2 separate regions of the Homo sapiens genome follow, and region 1 is linked to region 2. The links are chromatin contacts, found by Hi-C or POLR2A ChIA-PET in ENCODE. All regions are on one chromosome and are shown on one strand. Each heading gives the region's core, a stretch centred on a gene start or an enhancer-like site at or near the end of the contact. The rest is flanking DNA. Distances are from core to core; before and after follow the strand shown.

Region 1 (5,349 bases), core at 1,516-4,015, 390 kb before region 2:
CCAGAGATTGTTTACTGATAGGAATGAACCAAAAACAGGGGTAATGACTAAAGAAGAGAGGGGAGAAACAGTCAAAATTCACACAGATACCATACACAAACAGAGCTAACTAGGTGATATTAATCTCTAAGCTTCTATCAGGCTGGGCACAGTGGCTCACACCCGTAATCCCAGAACTTTCAGAGACCAAGGTGGGTGGATGGCTTGAGTGGGCCCAGGAGTTCAAGACCAGCCTGAGCAACACAGTGAAACCTCATCTTTACAAAAAATACAAACTATCAGTTGGGCATGGTGGCGCACGCCACCAACTACTCAGGAGGCTGAGGTGGGAGGATCACCTGAGCGTGGGGAGGTCAAGGCTCCAGTGAGCCCGTGATAGCACCACTGCACTCCAGCCTGGGTGACAGAATGAGACCCTGTCTCAAAAAATATATAAAAACAAAAATTAAAGAATTTAAAAAATAAGCTTATGTCAGCCTCACTAGAATTCAGCATTTTAGTACACATTGTCCTGCCCATATTTTTAACATCTATGCAAACAATATTTCCAGATAAGCTCATATTTACAATTACTGTCATGCAAAACATACAAAGTTTCTTGCCATCTCTAGACACTTAGGAAGTTTCTCATCATACGTAAGTACGTGAAGATTATTTTCCTCACAGCGGCACTACTAATTTTATTCTCACTTTAAAATAATCCCTTTCAATGTCTGAATTCCTCTTCTAGTTAGTTTTTCATTACGTATCTTCTCCACATATATTAATTGCTATGAATTATGTCTTAACTCCTAAGAAACAGGACTTTTGACAGATATAAATAGAAATGTTCATTATTTTCGCAAAGAATTACATGCTTTCTTGTTTTTCTTAAAACACAAATCGCCTGGCCAGGTGTGGTGGCTCATGCCTGTAATCCCAGCACTTTGGGAGGCCGAGGCGGGTGGATCACTTGAGCTCAGGAGTTCAAGACCAACCTGGCCAACATGGTGAAATCCCGTCTCTACTAAAAAATACAAAAATTAGCTGGGCATGGTGGCGGAAGCCTGTAATCCCAGCTACTTGGGAGACTGAGGCAGAAGAATCGCTTGAACCTGGGAGGCGGAGGTTGCGGTGAGCCGATTTCACATTGCACTCCAGCCTGGGCAACAAGAGCGAAACTCCGTCTCACAAAACAAAAACAAAAACAAAAATGGCCTTATTTTAGGTTTCCCTCTTTTGATAGGAACATGAGACTATCACTCCCCCCTCGGCTCACTATATGAAGAAAGAGTCCAAATGCAGTGAGTGATGGCAACTGAGAGCCGGGCAGATGGCAGGGAGAACAGCCTACTTAGCTCCACTGAGGGCTGCAATTGGGAATACAGGCCCTGTGCTGCCCATCTTACCATTTTTCAAGATGAGTCAGAAATCTGCATTTTCTTTTGAAAACTCTCCCAATTTTTAATTGTTGGCCACTAATTTTTAAAAAATTACATTATAAGCCAAAAACATGCCTACAGGCCAAATCCAACTGACAGGTCACTAGTTTGCAACCTGTATGTTAAAGAATCATGGTTCATCTACTATTCTTTTTCTTGTTTTTAGTTAAATCTTCCCTCCAAGCAGAGATATGTTGTTTTTCTATAATATACCCACTTAAAGACTCAAAAGACTACCAACAACTGCCATTAAACATCTCTCTTTTAAAAAGTAATTTACTATATTTGCATTTTGATACTGGTTTGGGATGGGAAAGAAATTCATTTTAAATTTACAATTACTCTTGTAATCACAGCACGCTGGGAGGTCGAAGTGGGTGGATCGCTTGAGCCCAGGAATTCAACACCAAGTGAAGCCCCATCTCTACAAAAATACAAAAATTAGCTGGGTGTGACGATGTGCGCCTGTTGTCCCAGCTACTCAGGAGGATAAGGAGGGAGGATCACTTGAGCCCAAGAGGCAGAGGTTGCAGTGATCCAAGATCACACCACTTCACTCCAGCTTGGGCAACAGAGCAAGATCTTGTCTCAAAACAAAAGAAAACAAAAAAAGAAAGAAAGAAAAGAAAGAAAAGAAAAGAAAAGAAAAGAAAGGAAGGAAGGAAGGAAGGAAGGAAGGAAGGAAGGAAGAAAGGAAGGAAGAAAGAAAATGTACAATTACTCATGAAAAAAAGTAGTTATCAGTAGTTATTTGTAGAGCACCTGCAGTGTGCCCAGCACATTACTAAGCATTTTCACACTCTAGTTTTCACGAAAGCCTAAATTACCTTGTGAAGTTGATATTATTATCTCATTTTACAGACGACTTGTAATAGTTCACAAATTTCTCAGTTTTTCTTTCTCGGCATTCAGAATCCAGCAGAAATGGTTGGTTAGGGTTGCCTTTTGATAGGTATCATCAATCAATGATAATTACAACCATCTTAAATCACAGTAACAAAAATGCAAGGTAAAGATTTTGAAGGACAATATCCTTTGAAAAAAACAGCTAAAACTTTAACTCCTTAAGTTCTCCATTTTCACTAATGTTCCCTGACATCCCTTTAGTAGTCAGTTATTTTCAAGACAAGTAAAATTGAAGTCAGCTCTTCTTTTTGGTTAATATGTTCCTTTCCAGAATCTCTAAAAACAAAGTCTTGCAAAAACCAAAGCTTTTTTATTAACATAACAAGGACTAAAGGAACACCACTGACTACTGACACAAGGCACAGTGCTCAGCTCACATGCAATAAAACAAGTCGGATTCCCCACTCACATGAGCTTACAGTTTCAGTTTCTGAGAATGGAAACAGATCTGAAAGTAATTATGGTAAGTGCAACAAAGGAGATTTAAAACAGGATGCTGGATAGCTTTCACCAAGGTGTTTAAGTAAAAAGACATACTGGGCAAAATCTCAATACAATTGGAAAGGTAGAAAGACAAACTGCTCCCTTACAGTGAAGTGGTTCCTTTAAGATATTACAAGGCCTGAAGTCTTACATTAACATCTTATAAATACACAGTTCTACTCATATTTTATATGTCCTAGAGATTCCATGTTTAAGCCTTTAATTTTGATCTTTTAAAAGCCACTCATTTTTCTGTAAAACATGCATAAATAATAAACTTCAGTATTTTAAAAAGTAAAACCCTCATCAGGATTTAAGTTCTAAGGCTCAAGGAACATTTAAGTAATTAAAGCAAATTATATATTTATAAAAATAACAGACAAAACCAATAGCATTTATCAAATAATGTGGAAAGGATAATTGTTAAAATGCTACTTTTATTGATAACATGTAAAAACTTAGTATTAGTTTTTTAAGTATGGAAATTGTGATGAATGGTCTAATTACTTGGTTTTTGCAAAGATATAAAATGTCATACGGTAGTAAGCTACAAAAGCTAAGTGCCAAAATGAGTCATAATTCCCTAGTAAAAAAAAATAGGACTAAAAAAGGAATACCTCTAAAAGTCTTACAAATATGCTTATATAAGAATGATACAAAACATCCATGACCTTAAATGAAGAGGATGTGTCAAAAATGTCTTAATCTCACTAGCAATTAATATATCAAAATAATAAATAGCAAATAGACAAAGTTTTGAACACAGTCTTAAGTAAAAGATTCAAAAATCTCTCCTAAGATTTATCTCCATTTTCCCATTTCTGAGGCTTACCTACATCTAATTTTTAAATATATAAATATATTCACTTAATAATTTAAATGACAATATCCTACAGCAACCAACCCAATTCTCACTAGTCACTTTCAAACATCTTCCGGGTCTCATGCATTAACAGATTTCTTGACATTACAGGGAACCACAACTCAACCTTTTTGGACCTTTTTGGAACAAGGTCCATATTTGAACACACAGAAGTACAGAAGAAAAGCCCTCGATGGTACCTGAAAATGCTATACAATTTGAAGAATTAAAGTTCAAATTCTGGCCGGGCACGGTGGCTCACGCCTGTAATCCCCAGCACTTTGGGAGGCTGAGGTGGGCGGATCACTTGAGGTCAGGAGTTCAAGACCAGGCTGGCCAACGTGGTGAAACCTCGTCTCTACTAAAAATACAAAAATTGGCTGGGCGCAGTAGTTCATGCCTGTAATCCCAACACTCAGGGAGGCCGAAGTGGGCGAATCACGAGGCCAGGAGTTCCAAGACCAGCCCAACCAACACTGCGAAACCCCATCTCTACTAAAAATACAAAAAATTAGCTGGACATAGTGGTGGGCGCCTGTAATCCCAGCTACTCAGGAGGCTGAGGCAGGAGAATCACTTGAACCCAGGAGGTGGAGGTTGCAGTGAACCGAGATTGGGCCACTACACTCCAGCCCAGACAACAGAGCAAGACTCCGTCTCAAAAAAAAAAAAAAAAATTAGCCGGGCTTGGTGGCAGGCGCCTGTAATCCCAGCTGCTCTGGAGGCTGAGGCAGGAGAATTGCTTGAACTTGGGAGGCGGAGGCTGCAGTGAGCAGAGATCGCGCCACTGCACTCCAGCCTGGGCGACAGAGCAAGACTGTCTCAAAAAAAAAAAAAAAAGAAAAGAAAAGAAAAAGAAAGGAAAAATAAGAGTATAAACTGGGAAGAAAAATTGGAGCCACAATATAGAAAGCCAAGTATAAAATCAAGTTACTGGGCAAAAATCTGTGAATAAATTAGAACTAAAGCATGAGAGCTAAAGAGAATAAAACTTTTATGAACAGGACAAAACAGAACAACACCAACTCCCAATACCCAACCACAAACTTTTATTGGCTGTACCTTTTCTCTTTTGGAAAAAGCTCACTGGGACAATATTCTGCTAAGAAAATACAGTAACTCAGTCTCGGTGACATGGCAAAACCCTGTCTCTACAAAAAATACAAAAATTAGCTGGAGTGGTAGCGTGAGCTGGTCCCAGCTACTTGGGAGGCTGAGGTGGAAGCACTGCTAGAGCCTAGGAGGGGGAAGTTGCAGTGAACTGAGATCATGCCACTGTACTCCAGCCTGGGCAACAGAGAGAGATTCTGTCTCAAAAAACAAAAAAGAAGAAACAAGGAAAGAAAAGAAAATACAGCACCTACTCTCAAAATACTAAAAATAAATAAATAAATAAATAAATAAATAAATAAATAAATGTGCCTAAATTTATGTGATATAATTCTGATTACTAATTATAGTGACTTTCTTCAGAAGGGTAGTAAGTAAATTGATGAACATTATTAATACTTAAAATGACCTAAAAGTGAAGAAAAAAATAGTATTTCTTAATGGACAAATAATGTTTGACAGGGATTTACAAATAGCTTACAAATAATGCTTAAACTTCCTAACCCCTCAGAAAAGGGACCAGTCACATATTTATAAATACATATTTATGAAATACATTTAAACTTT
Region 2 (5,577 bases), core at 2,760-5,259:
GAGGCAGGAGGATCGCTTGAACTCAGGAGATCGAGACCAGCCTGGGCAACATAGCAAGACCTTGTCTCTACTAAAAATAAAATTAAAAAAAATTAGCTAGGCATGGTGGTGCTCCTGTAGTCTCAGCTACTTGAGGGGCTGTGGTGTGAGGATCTCTTGAGCCCAGGAGGTAGAGACTGCAGTGAGCCAAGATTGTGCCACTGCATTGCAGGATGGGCAACAGAGCAAGACTGTCTCAAAAATAAGTAAATACATGGCTGGGCATGGTGGCTCACACCTGTAATCCCAGCACTTTGGGAGGCTGAGGTGGGCGGATCACCTGAGGTCAGGAGTTCCAGACCAGCCTGGCCAACATGGTGAACCCCATCTCTACTAAAAATACAAAAAAGTAGATGGGCATGGTGGCACGTGCCTGTAATCCCAGCTACTCAGGAGGCTGAGGCAGGAGAATCGCTTGAACCCAGGAGGCAGAGGTTGCAATGAGCTGAGATTGTGCCACTGCACTCCAGCCTGGGTGACAGAGCAAGACTCCATTTCAAAAATAATTAAATAAATACATAAATAATAAAATGATCTTAGAAAAGAGTGGCTAATAGTGAAAACAGTCAATATCCAAATTAGTCTGTTCAGGGTATTTAAAGTGTTTAAAGACACCTGGAACAGGGGAGTAACTCAAACCGCGCAAAGATGTTGTGAGAATGTAGCCATTGTCCGCTGATTAACAATCAAGACTTAGGAAGCAGCAGGTGAGACAGTCTAAGCCCACCTGTAAAGAAGATTGGTGTGCTTTGAAAATGATCCCTTTAGCTGTCCAGTAACACTAACTGATCGCCTGATTGAAAACCTAAACTTCTCTGAGAATAGAAAACAACAGAATTTTTACTGCGGGTTTTTCTCACAACCACCCCGAGGAATTTCTGATTTGCAAAACTGGAGAGTTGAGCTCTGAAATGGGGATGTACTGAAATGAAGTTATCACTTTCCAGTGAGACTGAGCTTTTTACTTTCCTAGTCACAAGCCTTTGAATGTACTAAAAAGCCCGGGCGCGGTGGCTCACACCTGTAATCCCAGCACTTTGGGAGACTGAGGTGGGTGGATCACCCGGGAGGCAGAGGTTGGAGTTCCTGAGGTCAGGAGTTCCAGACCAGCCTAACCAATATGGTGAAACCCCATCTCTACTAAAATACAAAAATTAGCGGGCATGGTGGTGCACGCCTATAATCCCAGCTACTCAGGAGGCTGAGGCGGGAGAATCGCTTGAACCTGGGAGGCGGAGGTTGCAGTGAGCCGAGATCATGCCACTGCACTCCAGCCTGGGCAACAGAGTGAGGGCAACAGCCTGGGCAACAGAGTAGGCAACAGATATGACTCAATATTCAGCACCCTCTGCCGACCCCTTCTAAGTAACAATGCTATTGATACCAACAGAAAGAAAGTGCTTAAAAAAAAATTTAAGGTGATTTTGGGGAGGACAATTGCAATATGAAATGAAAAATCAGCACAAATCCTAAGGTATGTGGCTTTTGGGGTTTTATTTGAGGAGTTTTTTCCTGGACTCAACTGTTGAGATTGGGAGGGCATGACCATGTCAAGGGTCTGGCGTGTGCTGAGTGCTTTCACGTAACTCTTCTGACATAATTTCTCCAGCATCCTAGGAGGATGGGTGGGTGGTATCTGCATTTTACAGAGAAATAAATCCCGTGTCGTGAGTCTGGGTTAGCCACCTGAGGTCACATGCAGGCAGGATCAGAATTTGAAACCAGGTCTGCTTGATTCCCACAGCAGCTGGGGGTTCCGAGACCCCATGCTGTCCTTCCTGGGTGGCCACTCCTGTAGCCTCTGTGTACGCATTCCCGAATTTTTCTGTTTCATGGTTTTTCCTGTTCAGATAAAGTTTGTTGAGGGCAGGAAGTTGGTTTTATTCATGTTTGAATACTCAGTGTCCTACTGAAACTATCTCAAAATAACTTTTTATTTTTATCTCAACCAATTGCTAAAATAAATTCTGATTCCTCATAGCAAGGATGAAACCACTTAAAGTTCCAAGAGAGACATTAGAAGCAGGAGAATTTCAGGAGAGACATAGTAAAGAAAAATATATTAAGAGAATGGACCTCACGGGTTTGAGTGTTCTAGGAATCAATTCTTGAGTCAATTGGCACCTTGTGATGAAGGGAAGATAAATACTTAGAAAAATAAGCAAATTATTAACCTAGAGGAAATAAAGTTTCATGAGAAAATAAATGCAATCATAGTATAGTATAAATGGCTCACTGGGTAATATTTACACAGCTGTAATCATGAATGTTGAATACTGAGTATTGATCTCACCGAAACTTGTGATAGAGCTTTATTGGGGAGATATGTGTGCAGCACAGGAGAGGAAAATTCCAGTCTTCTAGGGCAGACAGTCAATGGAAAAGTCAAGAAAGAGCAGTATAAGCATATTGTTTAAAAATATGGAGTTGGCCGGGCTGGTGGCTCACACCTGTAATTCCAGCACTTTAGGAGGCCGAGGCAGGAGGATCACGAGGTCAGGAGATCGAGACCATCCTGGCTAACACGGTGAAACCCCGTCTCTACTAAAAATACAAAAAATTAGCCGGGCGTGGTGGCGGGCACCTGTAGTCCCAGCTACTCTGGAGGCTGAGGCAGGAGAATGGCGTGAACCCGGGAGGTGGAGCTTGCAGTGAGCCGAGATTGTGCCACTGCACTCCAGCCTGGGCAACAGAGCGAGACTCCAACTTGAAAAAAAAAAAATGGAGTTAAGGCCGGGCGCGGTGGCTCATGACTGTAATCCTAGCACTTTGGGAGGCCAAGGCAGGTGGATCACAAGATCAGGAGTTCGAGAGCAGCCTGACCAACATGGTGAAACCCCGTCTCTACTAAAAATACAAAAATTAGCCAGCTGTGGTGGCGGGCGCCTGTAATCCCAGCTACTCAGGTGGCTGAGGCAGGAGAATTGCTTGAAGAGAGGCAGAGGTTGCAGTAAGCTGAGATCACACCAATGCACTCCAGCCTGGGCAACAGAGCGAGACTCCGACTCAAAAATAAAATAAAATAAAATAAAAATAATGATAATAATAAAATAAAAATATGGAGTTAAATCAACTGGCAGAAAAAAAGCAGGTGCCAGGGCTGGAAGTGGGTGCTTCCCAGGAACAGAGCTCAATGGGGAACTGCAGAGCTAGGGGACCATTATTTTTAATTGTAAGCATTTTCACTGTAAAACGTTTGATTTTTAAAGATAAGCACACTTATTACTTCGATAGAGATAAAACTCAAGCCATAAAAGGAAAGTGAGGGGCCAGGCACAGTGGCTTGTGTCTAAAATCCCAGAGGCTAGGGTGGCTGAGGCAGGAGGAGCACTTGAGGCTAAGAGTTTGAGACAAACCTGGGTAGGATAGCAAGACCCTGTCTCTTCAAAAAATAATTTAAAAAAGATTTAATCAGGCATGGTGGCATGATCCTGTAGTCCCAACTTCTTTGGAGGCTGAGGAAGGAGGACTGCTCGAGCCCAGGAGGTTGAGGTTGCAGTGAGCCATGACTGTGCCACTGCACTCCAGCCTGGGTGACAGAACGAGACCCCAGCTCCTTTTTTTTTTTTTTTTGAGACGGGGTCTCGCTGCGATGCCCAGGCTGGAGTGCAATGGCGCCATCTTGGCTCACTGCAACCTCCGCCTCCTGGGATCAAGCGATTCTCCTGCCTCAGCCTCCCGAGTAGCTGGGATTACAGGCACACGTCACCATGCCCGGCTAATTTTTGTATTTTTAGTAGAAACAGGGTTTCACCATGTTGGCCAGGCTGGGCTCAAACTCCTGACCTTGGGTGATCCGCCCACCTCGGCCTCCCAAAATGCTGGGATTACAGGTGTGAGCCACTGCACCCGGCGGAGACCCCAACTCTTAAAAAAAAAAAAGAAAAAAATAAAGTGAGTGGCAGCTGGGACTGGCTTTGGGGTGGAAACCACATCCTGAGTTGAACCTTTAGACCATGGAGAAGTTTCTGAGGCACTTAAGCACGAATTTTTGCATGATTGGTCATGTGATGCATCACATAATTTTTGGTAACTAAACTGAAATAATAAAAAGTAAATTTGCAGGGTTTCAGTACTATAGTTGTCAGTACTGTACTTACATAGCACCCCATGGAAAATAAAACAAGACAAACCAAATATTACATAAGCACATATTGCTACTCTAACTTCTTCTGTTTTATGTTACTGTCATCCAAGGAGAAAATTTAAGCATAGCTTTCATAAAAATAGCTCGCCTGCACTGAACATGCGCTGTATATATGCCAGAGTCTGCAGAAACCACATCCTGCATTTAACCTTTGGATCACTGAACAGTTTCTGAAATGGTAAGCATGAATTACTGCACAATCCACCATGTCCAGACAGAAATAGTTAAAGTGGACTAATATTAAATATAGCATTTATTTTTAGGGTTGTAAGAGTGACGCAGAGAACCCATACACAAGAGAAACTAAAATGGAGTAAAGCAAACCATCTTACTTCAGCACCTGTTACTGTTCCAACGACTGCCTGATCACACCTCTCCAGCCCCGGATGATGTTCTGAGGAATGTTTTTAATTTTAATTGTGAACATTTACTGAGCACTTAGAATGTGCCTGGCAGTCTTCAATTATTTATTTATTTATTTAGAGACGGAGTCTGGCTTTGTCGCCCAGGCTGGAGTGCAGTGGTGTGATCTTGGTTCACTGCAGCCTCTGCTTCCCGGGTTCAAGCAATTCTCATGTTTCAGCCTCTTGAGTAGAGTAGCTGGGATTACAGGTGCCCACAACTATGCCTGGCTAATTTTTGTATTTCTAGTAGAGACGGGGTTTCTCCATGTTGGTCAGGCTGGTCTCGAACTCCAGACCTCAAGTGATCTGCCTGCCTCTGCCTCCCAAAGTGCTGGGATTACAGTTTGTGAGCCACCGTGCCTGGACTGTCTTCAATTTTTAGATACTTACAGAAGAGTTTATGTTTCAATTTTGGGTTTCCAGGTCTATGCATCAAGAGTTCATAATGTGTGAACAGACAAACTCTTACCTAATTTTCAAGGCAGTGTGAAGTTTGTAAAGAAACAACAGGTTTACTCTGGACACTGCCTGGAAGTGTATGAATTGTTTATAGCGGAGCATGTAGGTGTCTCATACACAGCAAATTAACATGATGGCATTTTAATCAAATCTTCTTCTATCTGGTCAAATGATGAGTACGGTGATATAATGTACTAAGGGTGAGCCACAGGTGTATACAGCTTGGCATGGGGAAAAAAAAGAACAACCAACCTCTTTACAAGGAACAGTGCCAGGTGCAGACAGCCCACAAAGGCCTGATTTCCTTTTTTTTTTTTTTTTAAGACAGAGTCTTGCTCTGTCACCCAGGCTGGGGTGCAGTGGTGTGATCATAGCTCACTGCAGCCTCAACATCCCTGGGCTCAAGCAATCCTCCTACCTCAGCCTCCTGAGTAGCTGAAATTACACGCATGCACCACCACGCCTGACTAACATTTTACTTTTTGTAGAGATGGGGTCTCACTATGTTGCCCAGGCTGATCTTGAACT

The links. A loop is a pair of places that touch in the nucleus more often than their neighbours do. ChIA-PET counts read pairs that join two places held with the same protein, here RNA polymerase II (POLR2A). Pooled maps may share reads with other maps.
Region 1: a pooled map shows a loop between it and region 2 (5-fold over the local background). The contact joins two enhancer-like sites. A Hi-C loop is called at or near these places in 2 of 37 single-sample maps with no recorded cell type and 2 of 50 pooled maps. POLR2A ChIA-PET finds 5 or more read pairs at or near these places in 1 of 52 experiments (activated CD4-positive, alpha-beta T cell).

What each region holds. Positions count from the first base shown.
Region 1 is chr10:86,796,232-86,801,580 of GRCh38, reverse strand. All of the region lies in intron 1 of BMPR1A (bone morphogenetic protein receptor type 1A), which reads right to left. Among named protein-coding and RNA genes, the nearest start is that of BMPR1A, 42 kb to the right of the region's middle. Within about 2 kb of position 2,765, at least 3 of the 41 ENCODE cell types and tissues checked have a DNase peak (open chromatin) inside an H3K27ac peak, as active enhancers do.
Region 2 is chr10:86,412,048-86,417,624 of GRCh38, reverse strand. No RefSeq gene overlaps it. Among named protein-coding and RNA genes, the nearest start is that of GRID1, 48 kb to the right of the region's middle. RefSeq lists enhancers at 3,500-3,549, 4,550-4,899. Within about 2 kb of position 4,009, at least 5 of the 41 ENCODE cell types and tissues checked have a DNase peak (open chromatin) inside an H3K27ac peak, as active enhancers do.